Regions from separate parts of the Homo sapiens genome. Here region 1 is linked to region 2. Evidence: read pairs that join two places in POLR2A ChIA-PET (ENCODE). Cell type or tissue: OCI-LY7. All regions are shown on one strand. Each heading gives the region's core, and the rest is flanking DNA. Links, peaks and the distances in the headings are about the cores only. Region 1 overlaps FAM124A (family with sequence similarity 124 member A). Region 2 overlaps TMEM272 (transmembrane protein 272).

Evidence for each region. ChIA-PET counts read pairs that join two places held together with the same protein. Peaks named below come from ENCODE experiments on the same cell type or tissue, not always from the same donor. Only the 100,000 strongest peaks of a DNase experiment are listed, where the experiment ranks them.
Region 1: POLR2A ChIA-PET joins it to region 2 with 5 read pairs; 1 of 35 experiments calls an interaction of 5 or more read pairs at or near these places.

Annotation. Positions count from the first base shown.
Region 1 is chr13:51,232,743-51,247,808 of GRCh38, reverse strand. The region is part of intron 2 of FAM124A (family with sequence similarity 124 member A); the gene reads right to left. Among named protein-coding and RNA genes, the nearest start is that of FAM124A, 18 kb to the right of the region's middle. RefSeq lists enhancers at 3,479-4,067, 4,068-4,657. In OCI-LY7, for the core only: no CTCF peak of the experiment used is centred there; a DNase peak (open chromatin) is centred at 8,688; H3K4me3 peaks cover 381 bases.
Region 2 is chr13:51,816,709-51,831,774 of GRCh38, reverse strand. It overlaps TMEM272 (transmembrane protein 272), which reads left to right. Exons shown (of 5, transcript NM_001351003.2): 3 at 5,150-5,209; 4 at 9,638-9,720; 5 at 14,662-15,066. The coding sequence ends at 15,024. Among named protein-coding and RNA genes, the nearest start is that of DHRS12, 20 kb to the right of the region's middle. In OCI-LY7, for the core only: no CTCF peak of the experiment used is centred there; DNase peaks (open chromatin) are centred at 5,084, 6,454 and 9,526; H3K4me3 peaks cover 2,701 bases; H3K27ac peaks cover 5,000 bases.

The DNA.
Region 1 (15,066 bases), core at 5,947-10,946, 590 kb after region 2:
TAGGAGAAAATACCACATCATCTAAATGGATTTCACTTTTCTCTGGTGCCTTGAACTCCCAACAGTGGAGACATGCGACTTTGCTAAGCATCAGTGAATGCTCCATGTAAATGGAAAAGGACAGAAAGGCTTTGAACGAGGGGTCAAGAATTTTACCTGAAAAAAATGACAGATGATTTTAATGAGGGGGGAAAAACACCATGCGAAGTAAAGGAAAGTCTGGGAAAAGAAGCTGCCTGGGCCACCAGGAAGTCCCTTCAAGGTCCTAATCCCACCCCCAGGTGTGCATGTGGCCAGGTACACAGGGTGACATGTTAGCTAACATGGGTGCTTTCTCCATGTTCTACATGTATGAACTCATTTAATCCTTACAACCACCATAGAAAGGGGAGGTGCTATGATTGTCCCCATTTTAGAAACCAGGAAATTGAGGCACAGGAGGTGAAGTAGCCTGCCAAGGTCACACAGAGTATGAGCACTAGCTCCAGTATCCGAGTTCCGTGTGCACCATCAGCCCAGGCTCTGCAGAGAAGTGTGCTCGCCTCTCCACTGTATCCCTTTCACAGCAGAGTGGCCAGCTGCCATTCTCCATCCATGTGTGGCCACGGCAGCTCCCGCCTGGCCCCTCTGCACGGCTCTCCCACCTCATTCTGACTGGCTTCATTCCCAGCCACCAGCCAACAGCTTCATTTCTTGGACACCCACTTACATTTCTTTCCTCTGGCCCCAGGTCTTGGAGGAAGAATAAGCTAGAAACTGCCCTCCCTGTTGGCACATGCCCAGGTCTTCACATCTCAGCAGTGCCCTCGAGGGCAACTCAAACAGGCCAGCACCACAGGTGGGTGCACAAGTGAAAGGAATGCATAACAGTCACCCAAGAAAGCCTATAGCATGGCGTGAGAGGCTTGGGTGTGAAGAGGCCCGGGAGAAGGTGGCTTCTGAGACTCTCCAGTGGAGCTGTCAGGGCGCTCAGCCCTGTGCCATCTCTATCAGTTACACAAAGGTTTCCCTGAGAGCAGTAACAAAGACCATGCTGAAGTCTGCATGGATGAGTGAATGTTTACAGCTCTGCAGAAGGGCGAAATGCCCGGCCTCAGAGCAGGGGGGTGAGCTGAAAGGCATTCCACCAAGTACCAGCTCGCCTGGCAGTTTGGGAGGCAGCCAAGAGCAGGCGAGCCAGGATGACGAAGACCCGACCCCCAGAGCCCCCTCTGCACTGCCTGAACCAGGGACATGTAAGTGGCTAAGACCCTGCCCCAGAAGAGCTAAGGAGAATGAGCAGTGGCATTAGCATGCTCTGGCCATCACTAGCACGTACCCGCTGCACATGACCTGAAAACACAAGCAAAGAACACAGAACGCAGCTTCAAGCTGTCATCAGGTGTTAGAGTTACACCCCCCCCCACCCCACGAGAAACATGCCTCTGTGGAGCTGGATAGGAAACCAAGCATTTGAGGGGAAGGACAGAAAATGTGAATAATTAATTGCCACGAAAAGTCTCTATGCCTCCCTGGAGAAACACAGACGACATGACTGTGGGATGTGCTCTGCCTTTATCATATCTATTACATGTCTTCTCAAAGGACCTAGCGAGCACCTGTTGAATTATGGTAAAACACAGACCAGAACCAAACAGAGCAGTGGCACAGACTGCCCCAAGGCTGGTGGGAGGATGGGAGCTGCTAGCACACCATTAACAAGGCTTTCAAATTAGTTTGTGTTTTCCTAAGGAGAAGGGAGATTCTTTTTCATTTGATTATAGACAATTAGGCTTTCCTTTGATAACACAAAATGAAAACAGTGTTAAAGAAAGCAGTGTACAAGCTCAGGCCTTCTATGATGCAGAAAGTGTACTATTAGCCTGGGCATTTGTTATATATATATTTTTTCCAACATTTTACCTCTCCTGTGTATCCTGTTTCTGGCCATTTAAATTTAACAGAAAATTAATTTAGACAATAGCAACCATTTATTATGCTCTTATTATTTGCCAGACATTGTCCTACAAGCTTTATGTATACTATCTCATTTAATCTTTCATTTAAAGCAACACTATGATAGATGAACTACTAACTGACCTGCTCAAGACCATTTGCCTGGAGAACAGCAAGGGCTGTCTGAACCCCGGATCTGTGCTCCTCACCACTATGTCCTCTCACTACTCAAGGGCACAATCCTCGTGATACAGGAGATGGAAAGAAATTATTTAGGCACATAGTGAGTATAAAAGAGCCCTTAGCAGAATTTTGCTTTTAACAAAAAAGCAGCCCCCAAATCATTTCTTTTCTAACAAAGAGCAGTCTGAAAATTCGAGCTGTAGATGTAGATAAGCAAGCTGGAAGCTTGCACAGATGAATGCCGGAAGCTGCGCCAATAGAAAAGGGCTACCTGAGGGCCAGGTATGTTCAACCTGGAGGCTCCATCTTCCCTTTTCTTTGTCACCGTGTGTACAGTAAAGGAACAGGCAACATGGCATCCGCCAGGTGGAGAATCCATCTGCATAATAAAAGATTAAAGTGGGGGGCGGCCAGATTTTCACATGCTGTGCAAATGGCACACCTAGTCCTAACCAGTTTTTTGCATCTTATGCAAATGGCACACCTGGTCCGACCAATCTTTTGTGCCCTATGTAAATCAGACACCACCTCCTCAAGCTCATCTACACAACCCTAAGTATTTTGTGGCAGACCAGACACCTGCTTGGGAGCCCTCTCTCTGCAGGAGATAGCCTTTCTCTTTCTTTCGCTTATTAAAGCTCTGCTCTTAATCTCACTCCTTGTGTGTCCACATCCTTGATTTCCTTGGCAGAAGACAACAAACCTCGGGTATTATCCCAGATGAACGATGCCACTTCACTTGGAATCATCGCGTTGGTTTTTCTGCCCCAAATTGGCTGGGGCTCTGAAATCATGGCTTAGCTCCTTCACCCACCTTAGGTGGGAGAGCCTGCTGTGAATGGGCTGGCTGTTTCGCCTGGGTGGGCATCCTCAGCTGGAGTCTTCGGAAGAAGAGGGCAGTCTGCCTGTTGACAGACTTCCGGGTGCTGGACCTACCTCAATGCTGCTTGCGCCAGGGCCCCTCACAACCACTCTCTGCAGTCTTGGGCTTTAGATCAGCCATGCCTGCACTGCTTGCCCGGTGCCTGCCAGACTAGCCCTCCTCCCAGAACTGGCCAACTGGTGTGTCCCCAGAGCACCCCCTCCCCAGCAGTGGGCATGTCTAGTTGAAGAGATCTCTCATTCCAAAAGAACTTCCTGGACAAGTCTCAGGATATGACAAGCTCAGGTACCCCTTTCTAGAATTTTTGGGCAACGATTAATATGATTGTCACTTTAGACACAATTTGTCACTGACAATTTGCAATTTAGTTTCATCATTTATTTAATCAAAGAATGTTTACTGAACACCCACCATGTGCCAGGCACTAGAGGATACAGTGGTGAATAAAACAGTCTCTGCCTTCAGAGAGCTTATAATCTAGTGAGGGAGACAGACAATAAACAAATATATAAGATGTAAGCCGGGTAGCTAAGTCCTACAGACAGACACTTCACTGAACACACACATGCTCAACGTGGTTTCCAAGGCAGTGGCTGTAACAATTTACCATTGACGGAATAAACTGCTGTGCGCCATTCCAGTGCCAAAATTACTGCCAACACTGCAGTGCCCAGTAATCCCCGACGAGGCCAACAGACTGTGAAGGAGGGCACCTCCAGCTGTTGCAGGTTGTTTGGTTTAGGAATCTGGCCCTGGAGCCTGGCTTGAGAGCTGCATAAGGTTGAATAAACACTTATTTGCATTTCTAAAGCCCCCATCAACGGCACTGAGTGGCTTGGGGGCTGGGATACTGGTCTGCCAACCAGACCCACATGATCCAGTGGCAGAAAACTCAGGTGAGACGGTGCGTCACACACACAACAAAGACATGTCCAGGGCACCGGCTGACACTGTGAATAAAGACCAGATCTGGGCTGGGCGTGGTGGCTGAAGCCTGTAATCCCAGCATTTTCGGAGATCGAGGCAGGTGGATCACCTGAGGTTAGGAGTTCAAGACCAGCCTGGGCAACATGGTGAAACCCCGTCTCTACTAAAAATACAAAAAAATTAGCCGGGTGTGGTGGCGGGCGCCTGTAGTCCCAGATACTTGGGAGGCTGAGTCAGGAGAATCACTTGAACCCTGGAGGTAGTGGTTGCAGTAAGCTGAGATCACACCATTGCACCCCAGCCTGGGCAATAAGGGCAAAACTCTGTCTCAAAACAAACAAACAAACAAAAAAAACCAACAACCAGGTCTGAAAGCAGGAGGGAAAAAGGCTCTGGGTGACGCTGAACACAAAACTTGCAGAGGGCTAGCCTCCCCACATTGAGGCATTCCCCAGAACGCCAGAAACAAATGCCTTCAGAAAGGGGCCTCCAAATTCCTTCCTGGGAGACGCTATTCATCCGGAATGTAATGAATAACCTGCCTTCATCTCTTTTTTTCATAGTTTTAGAAGCCAGTTCTTTGAAACTTTGAACTAATGAAAAATGTGTAAGCAACTCCCTTACTCCACCAATATTTAAGACAAAATCTCAGACTTTGTTCTTGGTAATTTTGTAATTTTGACAAGGCCTGTTGGCCTGCAATTTTGGGCTGTGAAAGTGGCGAGACTGGTTGCAGTGCTGGAAATAATGACCTGTGGTGGCAGTGAAGTGACATATAGGATTTTTAACATGGAGATCCAAACTGCATTTATAATATAGATCATAAGGTTCTTCCTCAGCCTGATTTCACAGAAGTGTCCTGTAATTGAAGAACTGAACCTAGGCTGAAATGATTAAGCTAAAACTTATATTTTCATTTGGCAGAGGAGTACAATAAAGGATCTTTCTGGTCTATAGGCCCTCTCACGCTTTTATAAGAAGGGTGGCTTTGCTATAACAGTTATTCGACCGCCCTCTCATTTTTTTTATGATTTGCTGGAGGAACAATGTCAGCGATGTGGATGTCTAATTCATATTCCTGAGCTCATTCTAAAACCAGGACACTATTAAGAAAAAAATATATAGAAAGTAAGGCAGATACTTTAGATACCCTGCCGGTTTTTTTTTCCACTTGGAAATGGGACATCCATCTTACTTTAAATGTATTTCTAAGCTTCATTCAGGTCCATCATTCTGAAACATACTCTCCTGATAGGAAAAGGAGGGGGAGCAAAAGCCGGACACCAACCAAAGGAATGACAGACACTTTAAATCCTGATACAGCTTGACAGAGATTCTGGGAGAAGACCAGAAGGTTGATATGTAATTAGTTTGAGGAGGTATAACTGCAGCTAGAAACACTTAAACATATCTAGCATACGTGTGTAAGTCCCTGGGACTGCAAGGACTTTGAAAGTTTATGAGAAGTAATGCAGGCCTGACACCCAGCAATGTACCATGCTTAATGATGTACTAAGACTCCTCTTGCATAAAAATTTGACGGTTCAAAATGCCTGAAGAGGCTATAGCATTCTACACAGAGTCCTTTCTTCTACTCAGTAATTTTAATTCTCTCTAAACCACATTATGTGCTTGTCATTTGCATTTGCAGCAAAGTCATCCTGAGAAAGTCAGGATCTCAACAAATACTGGAGATCCAGAGATGACAGAGCAGGGCTTGGAAACAAGAGGAACAGAATTAATATTAATCTTGTATTAGGAAATGAAAGAAATCTACCAAAAAGAACAAAACAAAAAAGACAAAAGAGGAAGATGTTAGCCTAAGCCTATCCCAAGGATTTGTTCATCAGGAAACTCCAGGCCTCTGTCTTACACTAGAGCTCGTGGGAGGAATCCTTACAATTATATTAGTCAAGATTTATCTTAAAAAGGGACTTATTCTGGCAGGATATTGAGAAATCAGATGAATAATGATTAGCCGTTGCAACTCTTCTAAGAAAAGCCACTGCATATGTGCTTATAAAACACGTCCTGAACGCAGTAGATGCAGCAGTGACGAAATCCAGCACTGGCTTTGCTCATGATCAAACGAGCAATGTAGGAAGTGGATGGAGCCTGGGGACTCATTTTTTTTTTTTTGGCCTAAAATTCAGTGGAATATTCAAATATTTTGAAAATTTTAATATAACACTGACAAGTCTCCGGTACTTGTTTCTAAGTCTCCTTAGAAAATGTGTACTTTGGGCCCATTTGGAGAACAAACTTACTGGACATGACTAGAAAATTAAGGATGGGTAAGACAGTCAGTCCAGCCCCCTCATTTTACAGTTGGGGTCAGGCCACTTGTCAATGGTGGGTCTAGAAAGAGAACAAACATCTCCCAACTCCCAGTTCAGGGCTTTCTCCTTTATACCTCAGTGGCACCTAGTCCTGAAGTGCCTGCCCCAAGGACTCCAAGTAAGAGGAGACATAGCTTGTCCTTGCCTTTGTGCAGCTTAAAATCTAACTGAGAAGCCAAGACCTTCACACGTGACAAATGTAACAAAAATACAAATGGGAGATGATACATTCTAAATGACGCAGAGAATGGGATGCAGAAATAATAACCAAGTTTCCCTTTCCCACAGTTTTCTTAATCGCCTTGGGGCCCTCCACCTACAGAGTCCTGGCTGTTCACTGCTTCAGGGAGGATGGCAGCAGATAAACTTAGTAATTGAATTTCTGAAAATTTTGTTTTAACTCATAACAGAGGAAATGGTCTTGAAGGGCAAGGCTCTCTGTTGCAAGAGCTGGGCTTTTGGAGACAGAAAAGGCTTTCTGAGCCAGGAAAGGCTAAAAACCTAGAGCAGAGGGTTCACACTGTGAACCAGAAGGCAGAAGAACATGTGGGGCTGCAAGGGCAGCTTTTCCAGCTCAGATGCCAAGTTTGGGCTTCTGGTGGGAGGAAGACGACTGGAAGGAACTTGATGAAAATCTGTGTGCCAGAAGCGTTCTGAGAAAGGATCATGGATTGAACCTCTCCTGGGCTGAGCCCTGCAGGCATTGGGATCCCTGAGAAGAGCAGGACTGTGTCTTCACTTGTTAGGGGGTGAGGGCGGCAGCTCAAGATGAAGTTCAGCTCAATTATAGAGAAATAAAGCAGTACTGCTTTTATGTCTGAGTTGGTGACTGAAAATTCATACTCTTTATAATAGGAGCTTCTTATAGGAGTTCTCAATGAAGAGCAGAACGTGTTATAATCTAACAGATGGCGAGCCCTTCATCACACTGTCTCATAGAGAGACCTCTAACTTCCCAGTTCAGTCTATCTGTGGCCCTACATGTTTGAGCCTCACTCTCCTCAAGCCTGGGGCAATGAAATATTAAATATGGACTTGTAGAGAAAGGCCCAATTATCTCCATAATTGACAAAGGAAAGACGTCTTGCAACTACTGTTGTTACGAAAAGGAAAATCATTCTTCTAAGCACAGGTTGAACTGCTCAGCTTCACTTCCTTTGTGTGCCAATAATAACGTCAGAAGATGTCAGAGTCAGGTCAAAATAAAAAGGGGAGTGAGAGCATGTGGAACATTCCTTCCCTTCCCGAATCAGGTGATGTGCAAAATAGAAGTTTCACAAATGTGGAAGAAGGAGAGAAGGTTTAGAAAGAAGGAAGAATGATGGGATCATCTTAGTTTTCTTCGACTCTGAATTTTGTAACCTTGAAAGGATATGACTTGGCTTTTTGTATCATATTTTTCAGCTACTTCTAACTTGTTATACCATCAGCAGTTAAAGACAGCAGTATGGATGTTGAACAAAGATAGAAACTGTACTGGAGTGGAAAATATTTTCCATAAAGGCTGGACGGAGCACCAATGGCTTTGCTGTGGCTGTTACTGTAGTCCGAGGCTGGAGCAGGATTGTCATCAATACCACACTTCCAGTGAGGGCAGCAGAAAAGATTTCCCTGTGGTTCTCCAAAACCTGAAAGTCTCCCCGTTTATAACCGACTCCATAGAGTAATTTTGCTCATTGTTATTGTTTAAAAAACCTACTATCTATCTACATATGTATCTATCCAGATAATCTTTTGTGTACATAAAATCACAATTTTTATGACACTCTCATCCATGTCTGTGGGAGAGTGAAATGGCACCTTTGGAGAATACCCTAGCAATAGGGATCAAAAGCTTTAAAGAGTACAGTTTTTACCCCAGCAATTCCAATTGTAGGAGTTTTTTCTAATAAGGAAGGATATGCACAAAGACCTATTAGAAAGATGTTTTTGGCAATGCTGTTTACAGTAGTAAAACAGTGAATACAACCTATAGGACCAACAATAGTGAACTGGTGAATAAAGTACAGTGCAAAAATATAAGGGAATACTGTATGAATAGTCAAACTATTATAGAGATGAGTTTCCTGGCATATAAAGATGTTTGTACTATAGTTAGAAAATTAGACTATAAAACAAAATATACAATGCCATTTTTTAGTAAATTATTACCCAAAATGTTATATATCTACATAAATATATAGATGCTCAGAAAAAAATCCTACAAAGGCAGACACCAAATTATGTATAATGGTTGCTTCTGGATAGTAGGATTCTGGGTTTGCTTCTCTTTGCTAATCTGTATTCTCTGATTTTTCTGCAATGACTATGTATTATTTGGGTAGCAAAAAATTATTTTGAAATTGAGAAAAGCACCAGGCACATCAAGGTAAGGAGTAGTGGCAGTTATTCACTTTCGTTTCCTGTCTTGGGGGAAATCCTGATGATTCTGGTAGACCAGATATCCCTGAAGTACCACTTCAGCTTTTCAAGGGGGGAGAAAGTAGTCACGAGAAGTCTGCCTCCATTTTTCTTTCATATCCCGGATGGAAATCAACACCCTCTGTCGAGTTGAAGTCACACAACTAAAACTGACCTTTGAAACCAGAAGGACTACACCATATTTTTTTTGGAAATGGATGCCAGCGTAGCAAAGCATCAAAGGAGTTGTCTGTGTCATATACTGTCCTTACCCTGTGATTTCCTGATGCATATCTTTGGTTATTGCTTTTTTCTTATCAACTGTCAGATAGTTAATACTGCCTAGCTTTTCAGGCCCCCATTCAGAGGACTCTGAATATACAGGCCCCACACCATGAAATAACAATCTAATGGACTCACACGTTCAGCTTCAGTAGATTCCTTCATCTCAGAGGTTTCATTTGCCACTTCCATGGTCCAACAGGTAAGGCTGCTACCTGCTTCTCAGACAAACCCCAAACACACACCTCTACCCTCTTCATAAGGGATATATCCCGTGTTTTAGAATAAACCACTCTCAATGGATAAACATATTTTCAATTATCAACTTAAAAATGCAAATATCAAGTGAAAAATGTTTTTCATCTAGATATTAGGTGGATCCTAGAGCCTATAGGTTTTAAAAATTAGAACCCAAAAGTAAGAGATTCAGATAAGCCACCTGTATCAGGGATGATTTAAGAGCGAGCTTGCATAACGAAGAGATGGGCTAGCTCGGTGCTCCTCAAACTTTCAGTACATACAACTTACTGGCCTCAGGAGGCCTGGGATTCTGCATTTCTAACAAGCTCCTGGTGATGCTGATGCAGTGGTCCCTGGACCACACTCTGAGCAGCAAATTTTCCAGTTTGGTGATTTTATACGCTCTACCAGGCCATTAACACCTTCCCTGGGCAGCTGACAAAATGTGAAGCAAGCAGGATGCCCTGACCCACAACAGCTGGCATTCTGTGGCTCTGAGGCTGTGGCTGAGCCAAAACCTAAGTGGCTGCAAAACCCAGACCTGCCATAAATGCCACACCCAGGCCTGTGGCCTATTAGTGTCACCTACCAGCTACATGCTAAATGGCCCCAGCCCTAAGAGGAGGCCTCGGAACCTGACAAGTATCCCAAAGCCCCTCCACAGAAAGCTTCAATGCCTGGGGTTGTGGGAAGAGCCACCAGCAGCAGGGCCCTCTCTCCACAGTTAGGGAAAGCTGGAGTGAGGCCCCTGGCTTCTGGGGTGGGGAAAAGAAACCTTAAGGGTGCTCTCTCATACCATACACCTACAGGGACAGTAGCTATAGGTATACAAGATGCCCCATGCCTGGAATACAATAGATACTACTGAGTAAAAGCTTGAATTCTTCAGTCACTTTGAAGGAAAAGCCACAGAAGAAGACAGACTGGATAAGGAAATCAGATTGATCTGTACAGATGTACAGCATTTCAGTGGTTTCTCACTGGTTTCTGCAGCCATGGCCACACACCAAGATGGAACATGTTATCACTGACACCATCGACCAACACTCAGCCCCTTATGGAGAACCCGATCCAGGGCTGCAGACTCATTCCAGCTGTGCCACAGCTCACCCTGAATCTCCTTTGAGAAGAGTTTTGCGAATAAACATGACTGTTGTGCCAGGACATGGTCTTAAATGTAATAAAAATGGAAATAGTTCTTATTTGGGGTTCGTTGGCTGGAAGTTGCATGCTCAAGTACTTCCAGCTCTGTGGATGGTAGAGTAGAAATTCAAAACCCTATGATATTCCTCCACTTGGAAATAAGTACATCATCTCCCCAGTGCTTTCATTTGTTTTATGTCAACTGCTGGGTTTACTACAGTATATCAAACAATCATTAGTATTACTAATAAGCCCTTTGGAAGCTAAGGAAGTAAAAAACTAATGAAAATAGGGGCAGACCTGAACTGAGACACTCAAGGTATACAACTAACTCTAAGAGACTACATTCTAATTTAGAGAATATTGGTGACTTTTCTTTATGACAATTTTACTGCAGTAGGGTGTGAAGCTGGGGATGGAAGAGGTGGATTTTTGAGTCTTTTCACAAACCTGTGAACACTGCCAACTCCATGCTAATCACAAAATTAAGCAAGTTCAATAGCTAAAATTGTTCTTTATGAGAATTAATAAACAGATTTGAGTTTTGCCTAGATCTTATGGAATAAGACTCTGGAAGAATATTTGTTTTGAGAATTACAGGGAAAGTATTTTACACAGAAGAAAAAATGAAGACTCTAACATTTACAAATGGATAAAAGTTGACTACTAGCATCTCTTCTGACACATTGATCTTCCTTTTTTGGAGATGTGATAAAAAACTGGCTCTAAAATGAGCAAAATCTGTCAATAAGTTATCATCTTCTCTAATGAAAACAGAAAGAAAATAATAAATACTTCATTATCCCAAGTCTGAATTTAGCTCTTGCATATGGAAACACAGATCATATGTATTCACATATTCCGCATTGGTGAGGAGTTCTACAGTATGCAATCATGTCTTTTCCATGTGTTGCTTTCAAAGCTCCTACATTGGCTTATCACAAATGTAATTGCTTAATTATATCACAATGAGCTCATCTTTCCCTCCAAAATGCTGAGGGGTTGCAAAAATGTGGCCAAGGCCAAAATCAAAACATTTATTGCATCAGTATCCTGAACTTGTAAGAAAATATTGAAATGACTGAGAAACTAAAGGGAGAAGGCAGCATTTATGTGGAAAGAGACAGCTGTGAGGAAAGACAGTCTCAGGAAGGGATGAGATGTCTTCCCAGACAGAGAAGCGAAGCAGAACTGACAAGCCCCAGTGGTGGCTCTAGACCAGCTATAACGGCTTGTAATTAACCAAGACACCTGGACTTCCCTATTTGAAAAACACCTGTGATCCACCTGACCCCTTTTCTCTCAATAAGAGTGATCCAGGGGCCCAGAGCAGCAGCTGTGCCTAGTTGGGGCTGCTTCGAGGGCAGTTCAGACACAGCAACCCCAGGAAAGCAGTAGGGAGGATGTCGACAGGAAGGGAGGCTATCTGAGTTACTGGAGGGACAGAGCAGGAAGCTGGAAAAAGAAGGTAGGGCCAAAATGGAAGAGGGCAGGAATCTGAGTCCCCAGGAGGTTGAAAAACAGTTTCAGTGACTCACAGCCACCCATCAGTTGTGCCTTTTTGCATGGCTCAGTACATGTTCCCAGGCTCAAATCAGCAGAGCACACTGTTGGTGGCCTTTTCTCCCTGACTTCCACAGCCACAGAGAATTCCTCAGGGAACTGTCAAGGGGCTAGGAGAAGCCCTCTATCACTTCACCCAATCTTTTAGCATTTGTGCTTTCTGCTGTCTACAAGGCATTCCTGCCATCGCTGGCAGTTCCTAAGGTGCCAGATAAAGAGCTCATGACTAACTGAGTTTTGAGGAGGAACAGTTTTAGAGGCAAAATTAGGAGACAAAATAGAGAAGGTTCCTTCAGAACAGCCTCAAATAGGACTAGTTAATTCTTTGACTACTTCCTATTGGCTTATTCTGGGGCTAGATATCTTCAAAAAATGTCATATTTTCCTAAAAATATAATTTTTAAGTTCCTAATACCTTCTAAGAGTAATTCTCTAAGTATGATTATAATCTTAATTTGAATGGAAATATTCAATCACACATGATGCAAATTTCGTTAGCATTACGTGGCAGAGTTGCTTTTTTTCCTGGCATAATTATTGTTTTTCTTTTCTCCTGTTTATAAATAATTTCCCTCCTTTTATTTAAACTGCATAAGAATGTAAATTGTACATAGTGGCTTGATGATCTCATTAGATTTCTGGAAAAACAGGATTCTGGAAGTAAAAATTAATCTTCCATAGCAAGTATTATGATTTATTGAGATCTCCTGAGTGCCAACAGTGTGTTTAGCCTTTCAGAAAACATTGAAAAAAATAAAAATAAAAATCCCGTCTTCCTTGTCGATCTGAAAAAGGCAAATGAACCCGTTGCAACTGGAAAAAATTCACCCAGACAAAACCAAACCATCCATTAAAGAAGCCCCCCGGTCACATCCCCCGGATCTGGACGGGGACAGAGGACAAGTCAGCGAAGTGCAGTTCCATGATCTGTGAGGTGGAGGAAAAGAGGACGATGCCCAGCAGTCCACATGCCTGCCCCTACCCTAGACCTGTGCAGTTCTGTGAGGGGAGGGGCACAAAAAGGAGCTGCTGCCTCTCACCACAGTCTCTCTACTGTGACCGACCTATAGGCAGCTCACGGTTCAGAGAAGCTCGGGTTGATTCTGGCCGGCCCTTGCTTCAGAATTTACATTACAGGCCACGAGAGAGGATGCCCAGGCTTCCAGATTTTTATGCTGGGTCAAAAAGAGAGCAAAGAGAAAACAGGTAAGTGCCTCAGTGCTTCCCTGCTTCTTTCCTTCCTCCTCCTTCCTTCCATCTCTTTGTAGAGGAGTTTCTTGGACATTCATATCTCAGCCTCCTAGAGCTTCTGGAAGGGCCCTTAAAGGCTTTCCAGCCCAATCCTCTTATTTACAGAGGAGGAAACAAAGGCCCAGAGAGGGTGAATGACCCAAGAGCATGTGGCTAATTCACGGTGGAACTGGGACTAGAACTCAGGACACCTCACCACGCCACCACTCTTATACCTTTCGCTTAGTGATAACTTTTCTTTTTCTCCCATGGGGCAGCTGGCATGAGGAAGCAGCCCCCTGCATTTTGAGGAAAAAGACAACTAAATAGAATGGTGCTCTCTGGAGGGAGGTCTCATTACAATCCCTAGTAATGGAAACTCAGCTGTGGACAAACAGGCAACAAGGTCGATGCTCTTGCTAGCTTACCCCAAGGAAGCATTTCTGCCCCTGTGAACTCAGGAACAAATGGGTAAAGGAGCATCACGTGAATGTTGAGTAAGAATCACTTGCACACGCAGAAAAATCCACTTTGTAATAGTGAATGATTAGAATTAACTCTCAATTCCCAACAGGAACCAGGAATCATTCAAAAGCCACTGAGTCGAGAGAGGCTGACAGCAGTGGCAGAATGACAATGAGATGCAGGAGCTGCTCCCAGGATGTCAAACTGGGACTGGGACAATGCAACTGTAGGGCAGGGGCAGCCCAGGACCCTGCTGGACACAGACGGTGCCACCCCAAGTCTCAACTGTGACTGGGAGAGGCCCTGTAACTAAATCATTCAGGATAAATAACAAAGTCACTACCCTTCTCTCCACTCAGACCCCTATGATTATATAGTTTGTAGGGAAACATTATTTTAAAAATCTACTTAGGAAATATTTTTTTTTCTTATTGTAGCATTGTCAAATTGATACTTTAAAGGATTTAAGACTTTAGGTTTTAAAATTGTTTCCAAATCTTTTCAGAAAGTCAACTATGTTACTCTTCACTGACTGCTCAAGGGGCCTTCTCCTGAAAGTAGGTGGCGCCAGGATTTATGCTCCTGGCTGGGAGGAGAGGCAGGCCAGGCACCGTGCTGGTGCTGACGCAGGGACAGTCAAGCCTCCCCGCTTCCCCCTACCCGCCCCACCCCGGTACCCACTCTCCCCTTCTTCCTTATTAATGGAACCATAGCATGTGACAATGTAACCAAAGAAAACATAACATTTTTCAGACTCCCTTGTAACTAGGGTTAAACATGTGACCAAGGTCTGGCCAATAGAGAGAAAAATTACTGGGTAGAGTCTCTGAGAAAATTCCTTAAAAAGTGGGGATGGCTCAGCTGGCAGGTACTTTCTGCCCTTCCCCTTTCTTTTTTCCTGCCTGGAACAAGGATGTGATGGCTGGGGTGGAGGCAGCCATGTTATAACTCTGAGACAAGCTTGAGGAAGGAAGCCAAAAGCTGAGAACGGTGTAGTCAGATGACAAAAGGAGCTTCTACACCAGACCTGCACTGCCTCCGTGGACTTTTTTTTTCTTCTTAAGGGTTAGAGGAAAACGAATCCCTACTTGTTTAGCCATCATTTTCCACCATTATTTGTAGTCAAATACATTTCCTAACTGAAACACATATACACACTCACTCACCAAGAGGCCCCAACACTGAAGAGTGAGGCAGGAACCACCAAACATTTAAAGTAGAAAGGAAGAGCAATAGCAGGGTATTGATCCCAGCTGCACTAATAGAAATTCCAACTCAGAGGCTGCAATTAAAATAATGGAGAGGAAAACATCCCAAACCAAATTACCAGTTTTGATAACTATAGAGGTGTTGTGTCGTGACCAGAGGACTGATTTGTGAGCTACAAATTGAACTAAGGCTTCACACAAGTATTTTAGAAAAATCATTCTGAAAAGAAATGTAGCCTCTGGGCAAAACTGAGTGGAATGGAAATGG
Region 2 (15,066 bases), core at 4,545-9,544:
CGCTGCAATCGCAACAGCGGCATCACCAGGAAGCTCAGCCTCTGTTCCAGAGAGCTCCAAAGACTGAGGAGTGGGTAACCAGATGCCCCAGGAGGCAGGGGGATCAGGCGAGAGTGGGGCTCCCCAATTCCTGACTGTGGCTTGGGTGTCCTTATTAGGACCAAGTGGTAAAGAAGGCCTCGTGCTGGTAACTGCTGATGATTTCCATCCCAGTGGATCCTACAACCTAGCCCAACCCCAGCACCTCACACCATGCTGAGCAGACAGCTGTAGGAAGCCCCTGAAGATTCTCTAGCCAGCTTACAGAAACAGGCTACGATCACCTGAGAGTTGCTTTTATTTTATTTTATTTAGATGAGGTCTTGCACTGTTGCCCAGGCTGGAGTGCAGAGGCGGGATTATGGTTCACTACAGACTTGAACTCCTGGGTTCAAGCGATCCTTCCATCTCAGCCAGCCTCCCCAGTAGCTGGGACCACAGGTGCACCACCACGCCTGGCTAATTTTTGTGTTTTTTGTAGAGACGGGGTTTTGCCATGTTGCCCAGGTGGGTTTCAAACTTCTGGGCTCAAGAGATCCACCTGCTTCAGCCTTCCAAAATGCCGGAAATACAGGTGTGAGCAACCATGCCAGGGTGGAAGTTGCTTTTAAATGCAGATTTCCAGGCGCCATTTGTACTGATCCTGGTTTGTGAGATCTAGAGCGGCCATTGAGACCCTGAGAGTCATGGCTCTGAGGTGCAGCGAGCAAGAGTGAGCCTCATTAGACTTCGAGCAAGAGTGAGCCTCATTAGACTTTAAGCAAGAGTGAGCCTCATTCGACCTCGAGCAAGAGTGAGCCTCATTAGACCTCGAGCAAGAGTGAGCCTCATTAGATCTCAAGCAAGAGTGAGCCTCTTTAGACCTAGAGTGGTGATCCAGAGAAGCGGACTCACTGGATGAAGCCAGGGCACAGCCTGAGAACAGGGCCAGGGAGTAAGGCCGCATCCACTTGGGAGTTAAGGTGTAGAACAGTCTCATCTCTGCTCAGACACCATGAGAACCACAGTGTATACCTCACCTGTTGTTTTCTCGATTCTTCATTTGATTCCGAAGTGGGGGCTGAAATAAAGGGGAAGCCTGGGTCTCCTTCCATCAGGAATGGAAAATAATAATAGTAATGATAATGGCCAGCATTTATCGGTGTTTATTATGTGCCAGACCCTGCGTTTAGTGCCCTACACAGATTATGCAGATTATGACATTTGATGATTTTGACAAGTCTGTTAGGAAAGTCTTGTAATCGTGCCCATGTTTGCAATGAGGACATTGAAACCTCAGAGGTTAAGAGTCCTGCAGTCCATGCTGCAGGTAATGAGGAGCGGAGTGGGCTGTGACTCAGGTGGCTTGGTTGCATGGCTGCAGGTGGTGAGTCTTTACAGCCTCCTCCAGGTAGTCATTAAGAATGTTCTGGCCCTGGCCATCTCTCTCAGCCCTGCTGGGAGGTAGTGAAGAGGAGGTAACATTTTACCTCTCCACTCTTAGGGCTTTTCAGCTGGGCCTGAGAATTAAACTCACATAAGACAGATTAACAGGAGAAAAGCACACTAATTTAGTGCAAGTTTTACATGACACAAGAGCCTTCATAAGAAGTGGAAACCCAAAGAAATAGCAAAACCCAAATGCTTTTGTACGTGGCTGAACAAAGAGAGGTAATTGCAGAAAAGGAACCAAACTGTGTGGGGAGGCTAAGGGAAGATAAGAGTGATTTTGACAAGATCTGTTTGTACAGAATTCTCTTGGTCTCAATGTCCCATCCTTGATGATAAGAATGGTGCTTTCCTTTGGTATAGGGAGGACATCCTCTATGTGGGGCTTTTGTTTCCCACTTTTAAGAAGGAAAAGGGGAGGGTCAGAGTACCCTTCTTCCATCTGCTATTTTTTAAGTGCCTTTAGCTCCAAATAACCCTTATGCCACAGCTGCAGAGTTTGGGGTGGCATATTCTGCCACCCTTCAGTAGGAAGCTTGGGTGGCAGGTGCCTCCTTGGGGACTGCTCCATTTCTTTGTGTCACTCACTGCCTGGATTATATATGTGGCCAGGTGGCACCATCTGCCTCAAGCTTGCAGCACAGGGAAGGATTTTTCAGGATGCCGATCACTTTTTTTCATCCTTGTAACAAGCTCCAAGGTCAAAAATGCAGAATAGGATTCATCGACCCCTTGAATTTCTATCCTTTGCCAGCAAGAAATTTCTTCCTTGACCGCCACTCTAAGTTGAGAATTAAAACAAATGTGGCTAGATTAACTGAAATTCTCTCTAATTCACCACACCTGCCAGCAGCACTGTGTCACTCATGACCAGCAGGGCCCCGGAGCAAAACAAAAATGCAAAGCACCTTGTTCAAAAAGCAGGAAAGAAGCACTGTTCAAGGGACTAAAATATAAAAAGCTTTTTCCTTTCTTCTGCAGTCTCTCTTTTGGCCTTTTTATTTGCTGTTTAATATCATTTTTAAGTAGGGGAAATCAAAATGTGTAATTATTAGTATATATTTTACCGTTCATCTTAATATTGCATAATGTCAGTTTTAAATGCAACTCTAAGAGCATTTAACTCATATGTTGAGTCACTGAAATGACACAACTTGTGTTTAATAGCTCTCATACACATTTTGTTTTTATCGGAACATTGGAAACATTGTACAAAACTAACAAGTCTTCATTTTGCTTCTTGATATGGGTGTATTCTACCCACATTCTCCACCTTCTGCTCACAGATAGGTGAGGAAGTTGTGAGAGGACAAGGTATACTAATTTAGGGGTCAGAAAGGGGTTGGTGGAGTTCCTTCGTTGTTCCTGTTTCTTAGAACATCATTGCCTTCTGTCTGCATCTGAAGCAAGTTCTGGTTCAAATGGAAGTAAATCTTTTCAGGACTGTCAGCCCCCTGCTTACTCAGTTGAAGACACAACACGCTTTCCTCATATTGGCCCTGAGTCTTGCGGAGTAAATGTGAATATTGGCGGTAAAGGGCAGCAGACATGAGCATTTCACAGGCTCCCTCTGCTCACACATATTCCTCACTGTCCTGTCCAACTTCACTTACAATACACGATTTCGAGAGAAATTTATTTAGAATTTCAAGATGGCAACAGAAGAGCGTCAAACCAGATGCTTGGGGCCGTTAAGTTGCACGCCTTTGAAGCTGGCTCTGGTGATAGCATTATATACAACTCAGGGGTGGTCTGAGGGGAGGAGTGGAAATTGGGGCAAATCACTCTGCATGCCTGCCCCCATCAACATTTCCTGGAGGTGAAGGTCAAGGTGGGCATGGAGGGCAACTTCTCGGGTCTCTTTGAGAGAGGGGCAGCACCCTGCCCTGTGCACCCTACCCGCTGTGGGTAGCAAGATCAGAGCTGGCGTTTGGTGGTGTGCACGTGAGGCTCCCAGCCAGAGGCACTTGCAGCCTTAGAGCTCTTCTCTAGAGAAGACAGATTCCCAGATAAATCCTAGATCTTTGACAATTCAAAACCACAAAGGACCTTGCAGATTAAGCCAGGTACAGTGGGCTCTGTATAAATACAGAAAGCCCAACTCAAGCTGGCTAAAGTAATAAAGGGGATTTATTGGCTCCTATAAATGGCAAGTCCAGAAGTAGTTTAGCATCAAGGGTGGTGTGATTCCATGGGTGATGAATGTCTCTGAGGACCCAGTTTCTTTTTACCTCTTCTCTTGCCTCTCAGGGCGTTGTTCTCATTCGCAGGCTGGCTTCCCCTCATGATGGCAAGAAGGCTGCCAGCCACCCCCAGAGTAATTCAATTCCTCACCAGTGGCCAGGGAGGGAGAAACCTTGTTTCTGGAAGTTCTGTCAGCAGAGCGAGAAAGCTTTTTCCTGACTCTCAGTAAATCTCCCAATATAAGTCATGAGCCCATCCACTAATAACGTATCTGGTAAGTGGGGCTCTGCTGGTTAATTGAGGGTGAAACTTCATGCCCTTTTCTATGGCCAGGGTGGGATCAGCTTCTGCCAGAGCACATAAACGGCACAGCAGAATGGGGAGGTAGGGAGGTGGGGGTACCCGAAAATAATTAAGGTGATGACCTAGAGAGGAAGGAGTAGATGCTACAGAAGCTACCATGAGGTTCACTCAGAGATCCTCTGCTCTCAGCATGACAACAGGACTCAGCAGAAAGCACAGATGTGTGATGCTGTCAAGACTCTGACAGTGGGAACTGGGGGGCAGGCCTACCCAAGAGGCATTCAAATTCACACTTTCAAAAAAAAATGCTGGCCAAGCAAAACCTATATCTGCAGATATATCTGCCGATCTGGAGAACAGATGAGGAAACCAAGAAGCAAAGCAGGGAAGTAATTGCCTAATCACAAAAGTTGCCATACCCTGAGGTCCTTGTGCATACATCTGTCACCACCTTTTACAGAAGAGGAAAACGGCTTCCGGATGTCAACGAATTTGCCCAAAGCCACATGGCCAGTGAGTGACAGGGCCAGGATTTGGACCCAAGCCTGTGTAGCCCCCATTCCTCTGTTCTTTCCCAATGTCTAAAAGTTGGATTGGTGGCATTAACAGAAAGAAAAACCCCAAGCCAGTTCAAAGCTCTATTATACTGTGTGTCAGCAAGAAGTTTTAGGAGCCCATCTAATGTCATGGGCTGTGGAATATATAACCAAGTGAATGGAAAGGGAAGAAGATTTTGTGAAGCAAATACTTTCAGTGATAAAGTGAGTTGTCAGTGAATTTTATCCAGGGAAGAGAAGAACCATCTGCCCTGAGTACAGGCACCCAGGAAGCACAGGGTGAATCCTGCCTGGCTCAGTGGATGCCGGCAGCTTCTGGCATCCTGGCACGGGCACAGTGGCAGTTTATAAACTCCTTTTCCATAAGCTGTCAGACTTGGAGAGGTCCTGCAGGATATCTGGGCCTTGGCATCGGCAAAGTGATCACGAGAGATGTTCAGCTCTCTGAGAAGTGCAAGTCTTGGCTTGCATCCACTGTGTGGGAGCCCCAGGCGAGCTGCGACCTTCTCCTCCTGTCTGCTGACTTGCCACTGGAGAGAAAGTCAGGTTTCACAGGATGCTTAAGAAACTGCAGTGAAGAGGAAATGCAGGGGTCTGTGTGTTTCTAACCCAGTGCCTGCCCCTTCTTCTCCTTGCAGCCTGCTTCGTTGTTGTGCTCTGTGCTTTCCTGGCTCTGCCGCTGTCCATGACCTTCATAGGTAAGCTGCCTTCCGAGCTGCTGGACGCCACAGGTCAGCCAGGTTGGGGCATGGACCCAAGGCATGTAATCTTTAAACATTAAATATGTGTTTAAGAAGAACTGGCCAGCCCGATGATTCCCAGACACCTATGTGCCATCTCAGAATGACTTGGTGAAGATTTAAAAAATACACATTCCTGGGCCCCGCCCTGGGAGATATCAGTGCAGTATATCTGGGTGGGGACAGACACTCTCTTTTAGAAATCTGTCCCCAGATGATTCTGATCCCTCCAGCCCAAGTTTGGAAGTGACTGGGCTAGAGGTTTCCCAAAGTCCCTTCCCAGTTCCTATGTTCCCTTGTGGAAGCAGGTTGCAAGCAATACAAAAAATGCACCTGGCGTTAGGTGATGTATGGGCACTCTATACATTTTTTTTTTTTTTTTTTTGCTGAATGAATGAGTAAATATTTCCATAAATCACGTATATTAAACAACCTCATAATCCAGAAGTGTGAGGTCTAGCGAAGGTCAGGGGAGGGGCAGGATGGGGGAAGCTCCTTAAGTAGCTAAAAATTGTTATCACGTGTCAGTGAAATTAATCTCATGCTCCTGAACATTGCTAATGGGAGCCCTGTGTACAGGACCTAGCTACCCCTATTTACCTAGAAGCCCAGCATGGCTGGGCATGGTGGCTCACGCCTGTAATCCCAGCAGTTAGTGGGGCTGAGGCGGGCCGATTGCTTGAGCCCAGGAGTTTGAGACTAGCCTGGGCAACATAGTGAGACCTTGTCTCTACCAAAAAATGCAAGTCTTGACTTAAAAATTAGCTGGGTGTGGTTGCGTGTGCCTGTAGTCCCAGCTACTCGGGGGACTGAGGTGGGATGATCGTGCCACTATACCTCCAGCCTGGGCAACAGGACTGAGACCCTGTCTCCAAAAAAAAAAAAAAACACAAAAACAAAAAAGAAGCAGCTCAGCAGGCCCAGTGTTCTAGGTCCAAGCTCACAGCATATTGGAGCAGAAAGTAAAAGAGCATAGGAGTTGTTGCAAAACAGCAACAACGAAACACCCAGTACCCTAATTGCTTAATGGGTAGGAGCCTTCCTTTTGAGGTGATGAAAATGTTTTCGAACTAGATGGAGGTGGTAGTTGCACAACACTGTGAATCCACTAAATGCCACTGAATTATTCACTTTAGAATGGTTTCTTTTGTTATGTAAGTTTCACCCTGCCACCCCTGCTAAAGCCACAATACTAAAAATGGAAACAAAAACAGTATCCTTAGATCTGTAAGACATGAAAGCTAACAGCCTGACAGGAAATAAAAAAGAAGATAAGATTTTAAGGTTTGCAGAGAACTGAAACAGCCAAGTAGTCTGGGGCCATTTAGTGTAAGAGTGAACAATTCAATCACTTCAGCAGGCCCTGGTGCTGTGATTATTACAGTGCAATTCAAAAATTAACACTTATTATATGGCTCTGTTCTTCCAAGAAGAGTTCACAAGATGTTAGGCATGCCCTGCTTATGAAGTCGGGGGTACTCTCCAGAGGGCATTCTATGCAAAATCTGTAAGGTAAGAGAACCCTAGCCTTTGGACCCTGTGGTTAGTTACCTTTCTTTTTGCTTTCTTTTGAGACAGGGTCTCACTCTGTCGCCCAGGCCGGAGTGCAGTGGAGCGATCTCGGCTCACCGCACCCTCTGCCTACCCGGCTCAAGTGATTCTTGTGCCTCAGCCTCCTTAGTAGCTGGGATTACAGGCGCCCACCACCATGCCTGGCTAATTTATATATTTTTAGTAGAGACAGGGTTTCACCACGTTGGCCAGGCTGGTCTTGAACTCCTGACCTCAAGTGATCTGCCCGCCTCGGCCTCCCAAAGCGCTGGGATGACAGGCATGAGCCACCGCGCCCAGCCAGTTATCTTTCAAATGAACTTAACTGCAACAATTCATCCACCAATAAGGCTGCATAAAAGAGACAAGACCCCACAAGCCAATTCCCATGGATATTATATTAAAATCACCACATCCACTGCGGAAAGAGGGTTTTGGAGGTGTTATTGCTTCTAGAGCAATATTGGTTATAGAGTTTGTGTTTGGGGTGATGAAAACATTTTGGAAATAGATAGTGGTGATGGTTGCACAAGATGATGCATGTAATTATGCCGATGAATTGTACACTTAAATATGGTTAAAATGGCAATTTTTGTTGAGATATTTTATCACAATAACAAATATTTTAAAAATCACTACATTTGGTAGTTGTTATCAACTGAACTAGGGAGAGATCTAAAACCAAAAAGAATAATCGTGATACTGCAGATCAGACAAGAAAGAAAATCTAGAGTTAAGGTAGGTCCTAAGAAGTACATGAGAACACAGGGGGAAAGATGGCTTTTATTAAATTTATTAGGATCGTTTTAAGCCATCTGTGCACTGATTGACTCTCCTGTGAACAGCAGCTGTTTTTATTCATTGGGAATGAGCAGATATCTAAGCCATTACTCAATGTTCATTTCACAGCTGGCTTTTGAATTGAAAGGCAGTCCATGTCCAACAAATTTGGCACCAAGTACTTAAAGGTCTTTGTGTGAAAAGGCTGTGTTGAGACTTGGAAAGTATTTCCATTTAATAACAAATTCACCTAAACATCAGAGATAACTAAAAGACAAGCCTCCATAGGTTGATGATTGGATCAACGTGTATATTTGACTAAACTCTGTTTTGGGCCCTGAATTTATGGCTCTCTGTATACCTAGAAAATTTTGTTCATTTCAATGGAATATGGTGTAGTCATAGAAAAACAGTTTACTCCCTCTGCTTAAGTATCAAGGCATTTATAGGGAATAAAATTCCAAATCAAAGCTAAAAGTCTAAATGTCATTTAAACAGGAGGCTTTGGTTCTACAGTAAGAATTCCCTTTCTTGGACTCTGTTGACAGATGTGTTAGTCAGGGTAACTTAACTGTGCTACAGCCACAAATTAACCCTGGAATCCCAGTGGCTTAACACTGTAAGAGTTTATTTCTTGCTTACGCAAATTCCATCATGGCTCAGGGGGCATGGGGACTTCTCAGGCAATGTGATGACATAATAGTCCAGTCTGCTTCAATCTTGAGAACAATCCATCTCCACCCATGGTTTCCAGGTGGTCAAAGCAGAGGAAGCAAACAACGAATCATGTATCAGTTTTTAAATGCTTTGGCCTGGGCTGGGCACAGTGGCTCAGGCCTGTAATCCCACGCTTTGGGAGGCCCAGGCAGGAGGATCACTTGAGCCCAGGAGTTTGAGAACAAGCTGGGCAACATAGTGAGTCCTTCTTCTCTACAAGAAAAAAAGAATTAGCTGTGCATAGTGGCACATCCCTGTGATCCCAGATACTCAGGAGGCTGAGGTGGGAGAATCGCTTGAGCCTGGGAGGTTGAGGCTGCAGTGAGTTGTGACTGAATCATGCTACTGCACTCCAGCCTGGGCAACAGAGCAAGACTCTGTCTCAAAAAAAATAAATGCTTTGGCCCCAAGGTGTCCCACAGCCCACTGGTCAGAACTGGTCACACTGCCTTGCTACCCAACAAGGGCACATGCTGGGCAGTCAGTGTCTCCCATAGCAAAGGTGTGTGTTAGAATTCATCTGGAGCTTGGTTGTTTGAGCCAGACTGGTCCCTGAGGGAAATGGGCATTTCTTCTTTATATGTTAAATAGACACATCATATCATTGGTTAATAGGTCTAGGGAACAAAGACCTGAGAAAAGTAGACAGAGCATTGCTTTGGGGAGAAAAACTACCATTAAGAAAGGGTAGACTGGGTAGGCTGGCTTGGTAGTACTCTGTATCTGGTAGCTAAGGATATGTGAGTACACGCGTGTTTCCCAGCATGGGGTCCAGCGAGTGGCATGGTCAATGGTTATCATATGGTGACTGTGACTAACACGGCAGAGGGCTTGCTGCACAGGGAGGAAGAGCGGCTCCTCCCTGCCACCTGGCCCCTGGAAGCAGAGTAGATGAGAACCTCATTCACGCAGAGTCACATTTTGGAAATGTGACTCATAAATTGAACCTTATTTTAAGCATATCAAGAAAACCGTATATTTAAAGGGATCCTTTGAATCCTGAATCCTTGAAAACTTGAGTTCTCATACACTGGCTATTCAGAAAGGCAGAGTGCAACCCATAGCCAGTTAATACCCAGAAAAAAGGTGCAGCGACACCTGGTCCCTGCCCTGTCTGCGGGAGTATTTATCGCCACTCCGCTGTGAGAGCCATTTCTGCGGTGTCAATCCACTGAGCTTCCTGAGGATCAGGTGACTGGTGAGGCTGAGCAGATCCCACAAGCATATGGTTTGCATGATTAACATTTTGGCTTTTGAAGGTGTTCCACTCATTTTCAAAACTGGGCTTTGTGCTCTCGAATGTATTTCTCTCAATCCTCTTCTGTTTGCCCTATGTAGGAATGAAATTTTTGGAGGACTGCCCTATACAGCCCCTCATTCCTTTATATTTGCTAGTGGGTGGCATCGTCGGTACCTTAAAGGTAAAGTATCTTTATCTGCTGTTTGTAGTCCTTGTAGAAATTAACTCACAGGCATCCTGTAATGCACCTGTTATTTGCCTGCTATTCACAGGGGAGACAAAACAACTTCCCCCTAAGCGTGGTTGCTGAAGTGATGGGGCTAGCTCCAGAGACACAGATTTTTCCAGATGCAGGGCATTTACCCAGGGCTGTGCATATTTGCAAGAGCTTCCTTCCTGCTGTTGAGTTCAATGTGCTAAGCTGTGGCTTTGGTCTGACAAGAGTTGATGCAGAGGAGTCCCTGACTGCCAGTTATACCATTGAATTCAGCCAGTGAAATCATGGTCTTTCTCTGCGCTGCTGCTGCTGCTGCTTTTTTTTTTTTTGCTTTTTTTTTTTTTTTTTTTGAGGAAAAAAAAGCTTCCTGTTGAAGGCAGGGTTTGCATTTGGTTAAAATATGTTTGATTTAGCAGTTCCTATTTCTGCTTTTAACTATACTTCCTAGTTCTCAATTGACTAACATAGGATTAATTGGCTGCAGTTATCAATCAACTATTAAAGTATTCTTATGCCTGAGGTAGGAGTGCTTCTCTGTGACTCTCAAGGTTATGTAGTTAATCTGCTCCTGGGCTGTATTGACATTTGTTTAAACAGAAAAAGCAACTGAAGAAGAAATATCAGGGGCGTGCATAGCCTGCAATTGTTTTCAAGATCCCTGGCCCACAGAAATGTTACACCTACCAAGAGAAGCTTAGGTCAGCCTCTGTCTATCAACAACTCTTCCCAGTCTTCCAAGCCCACCTCACCACTTTCTATATCAAAGCCAGAAAACACAAGCATCCATTTTCCCAAGATGGTTTCATAAAAACAAAGCCGTAACACAAGAGAAAACTGAGTCAAGAGTGCCAAGTATGAACTCTCATTCGGACCCAGTGTTGGGTTTCTTTGCCAGCTGCCTTCTGGTGCGGGGATCCTTGGAGAGATCCTGGCCAGTGGCGCTGGTCATGCTGTTGATCTAAGACATCAAAGGAACGTCTTGAAAATTGCTGTTCTCATATGCAATTGGTAGCCACAAGCTCAACTCTGTCGTGGGAGACGTCTGATTTGGGGCAAACCTTAGGAGGCTTTTGTGTTTGAGGTAACCTCACTGTTAAATGTCCCCATCTCCTAACAGCAATCTGGTGGGCAGTGTCCTAAAATGTACAAGTACACACAATCATCCCCATCACAACATCCCCATGGGATCTACCTGGGACTCTGTTCAGCTCCAAGAAAACCCAAAGGCTCTTGGCTCAGCGGGGCCACATTTTCCCCATGGCCCCCACAGTGTTAAGGGAAGGCTCTAACGGTTTGAGTGCCATAGAGATGCTTAAAACAAGGGCAGCGTTTTCAGCAGTAATTACCTCTGCCTCTCCTGTTCTCACTCATCGTCAAGCTGCCCAGCAGAACTTTCCTTTAGAGATGCTACTGTCCGTGGGGTCTGTTCCTCTTAAAAACAGCAAACTTTTCCTTTCTGAAAGCCAGCCCAGGACCCAAAGGTAATTTATTTTAGTGAACAAACTAAGGCCCTAATAAGCAGCATTGATTTTTTGCCCTGGCAATCTAAAACCGTTTGAAGCCAAATTAAATTTTTGTGCTCATGATGGCAAGGTAATATACAGTGAGTCCATAACCATTAGAGCAGCGGCAAACAGGATTAGAGTCCCCAGAGGCAGAAGTTTGCCTGTGATAATGATGGTTTGTATTCAACCTCAGAACCTGCCTAGGGGGTCCCAACATCCTTCGTGAAATGCATCAGATAGCTTCACAGTATTGCATTCTATGAAGAGAAACTTGAAGAGATGTGAGCTGACATTTCATGGAGCTACCAGAAAGAACTGAGGGTCATGCCCCATTAAAAGATCAGGAAATGAATTAAGTAGGCTGTGTGTGACCTGCTTTTTAAAAAATAAAATAGAAAATTAGAGTGCCTAGTAAGTTAAGTATTGTGTGATACTTACATATGGACATGTGTGTGTTTGGGTGAGTTGACCGTGTAATTTATCATCCTAACTGGGACACTTTTGAGAGTACAAGGGGGCTCTAATAATCATCCTGCCAGAGCAACAGCATAAACCAGGACTTCTCTAAGCCAACAAGGACATGCAGTTACCCAGTGACTAGGACCTGGCATAAAATGTATTTGTTACTGAGGGTCATGTTAAAAGACAGTTTCCAAAAGACGGATTCAGTGACCATTGCCTACCCTGCACTCCCCCTCATCTTCCCACATCACCCTTCCTAGTGGCAATTGCTACCCCTAGTAAGCATGTGCTTTTTGCTGATGCCATGCTGACGGCTCTGCCCTCATTTGGAATTCATTCAGTCCTCACCGTGCCCCTTTGAGGCAGGTACTTGCTTCAGGAAGGATTCTTTGACTACAAGGAACAAAAAATCAACTCTGGCTAACTTAAGAGGTCATTGATTGGAAGAGCTCACAACCTCAAAGGTTAGTGGGAGAGAAGGGGGCCAGGTGGCTCCAGGAAGCCTGGGCAGTGGGACCCACTTGCCACGGCTCTTTCCTTGGGCTGGTTCCTTTCTCCTGGCATCATTGTAGCCAAGAACCAGTCCTGGGAGGGCAGCCAGATCTGGGGACACGTGGTGGGTGGGGGAATTCCTCCAAGGAATGGGGCCCTGCAAGGAAGGGAAATGCATCTGAGTGATGGAAACTTGAGCTGGACTCTCAGTTCCAGCTTACAGTGAGGAAACAGCGAGCTGGTGTTCAGCCTGGGCTTTCCCAACCACACAGCCACCGTCAGCCAACCTACTACAGGCAATTGGTTTTTCCCCTACCCTAAACCCACCACCCTTCACCTTTGCCACACCACTCCCCCTCAGAGGAGGACCCTCGCACCTCTCCTTGTGCATAGGGGTCCCAAGTATGCCCCTTCTTCCAGGCAGCCCTCCCTGGATGAGTCAGCTCTACTGTGGGTGGCTCTCTGAACTCCCCCAAGGCCTCACTTTCCTTTTCTTATGGAGATGTTCTGCCTCCCAGCCGGGCTGCAAGTCTTAGGCGAGAACCCTCCAATTTAATTTCCTCCGATTTAATCATCAGTGTACTGTGGTGTAGACAGTGGTCAAAGAGGTGTGGACCACTGCCCTTCTCATTCTCTTACTCACTGTGGATCTCAGTGAAGTGACTTAACTTCTCTGAGCCTTAGTTTCCTCATTTGGGCAACAGAGATAATACGCGGCCCCAGGCTAGGATGGACATTAAAGATCACACATACCAAGCATTAAACTAACCACTCTCCTTAGGTTTTGTATCTTTACATAAGTAATAACTCTCCATTTTGGAAAATCAGAGAATGCAGATAAGCACAAAGAAGAAAATCAAAATCATCTGTAAATTTCACCACCCAGAGAAAATTGCTGTTGACATTTTGGCCCAATGGCTCCAGTTTTGGTCCTGCGCCCATGTTTATTTAGTACCTCTAGCCTCAGGCTGGGAGAATTCATTGAGATAATGTATGTCAAGCGCTTTGCCCAGCACCAGGGTCTATTTTTGTACAACATCCATTCCCAGAGTCACTATCACCTCCTCACGGGTAACCCCCAGATCTCTGCCAGGAGTCCTCACCTCTCTCTGTTCACCTCCAGGCTCTGACTCTGCCCCCTGTGGGCCACTAGACCCTGCATTTCCATCCAAAATTTTAAATGGAACAAGTCCAAATCTGGAGTTATCACCTACCCAAGGCACAGCTTGGGGTTCGCTGTTCCCATCTCTCTGTCTCTCTTTATTTTATCCTTGCTTCTCTTTACAGTTTGGAGCCCAGTTAGCTGCATCTCTTGGCTCCTGCTTGCCCTTCCATTTCACTCAAGCTCAGCATCTCTCCCCGCCTCTGCCAGTCGGCCACATCCTCCGTCATCCAAGGATTCTTTCTAATGCCCTGCTCTCCAGGGTTAGGGGTGCCATGAGTGTGGCCTCGGGAGAGATGGGTAGCCTAGGAAGCCAGAGAGAGCAGATACACAGGTCAGGCTTTCAAAAACATCACAGATCAAGTTGCTAGGTAGAGAAGACGGGGAGCTGTTAAGGCATTCCTTAGCAAAGACCACCTGTGTCCTTCCACCGCTGCATTTCCAGGGGGAAAGTGTGCTCCCCTGTGACAAAGGCATTTGTGGCCAGTTAGAGTCGGGTGGGTCGTGGTGCTTTGTGTAACCAAGTGGCAGCAGAATTTCGAAGGCGTGTCAGGCTGGAGTCAGGGACCATCTACCAGGGGCCCAGATGGTCTGTCCCCCAAGAGTATCACTCCCAGGACAAGGGTCTGTGCTCTTGACTTGAAAGATGTACGAGGACTGAGAGGGACTCTCAGTCCACAGCCCCACTTGGGAATTCCAGATGCCTGAGATGGGCAGTGGTACAAACTTCCAAGAAGAGAGAAAGCAGGCTGGGCGGGGCTGGGGTGGGGAGGAAACGGCTCACGGTACCTGGATTCGGCCAAGCCTGTTACATGGCCTGGAAGTACCAGGGAAAAGTCTGCTAGGGGTTCCTCCCAAGACAGAGGGATATATTTCAAGGTCCTCTAGCATGCGGACCAGGTGTCATTTTTACATTATGTGTGGGTGCAAATGTGCTAGCACAATACAGGAGAGAGTCAGTCTGAACCTTGATGCAGAGATGGGTTACCCCAGCCAATCCCTTGTCCAAACCAACTCACACATCTAAAAGGAAAACACCACTGAGGATGCTGGCGATGAATTTATGCCTTCATTCTTGCCAGTTTTAATTCTTATTCTTCAAATTAAATTTCGTTGCTTGATGGCATTTGTAACTCCAGTGTGTTGTTCACTTTTCATAACACCTTCCTCTCTCTCCTCTTTCTCTCTCCCTGCCAACACCCCACCACCGCTACCTTCTATCCCCTCTCTTCCCGTCTATTTTGCTGCTCTGCCTTGCCACCCTGGCTCCCCACCACGCCCCAGGTGTCTCTCCTGTTGTACGACTCCACCAGGATGAGGCGGCTGCTGTCCAAGGCCGTGGTGATTGATGACGATGACGATGACGAATACCCCTGGAGGCAGAATGCGCACAGATACTACATCCACCTCCTGCTGAGCCTCTTCCTCTTCCTCTGGTTCATCCTGGGAAACTACTGGGTCTTTTCTGTGTACCTGCCTGATTTTCTTCCCCCTTTCCAGCAGCCTCAGGACTACTGTGACAAAACCCTGTACCTCTTTGCAGTCGGAGTCCTGGCGCTCAGTCACACTGTGCTGGTCTTGCTCCTGCTGTGCAGCGGCTGTGTCTACCTGTGCTCCAGGTGGAGACTTGCTGCCGATGAAGACTGACAGCTGCCTTGTCCAGCATACCATGTATGCATATGCGTGTGC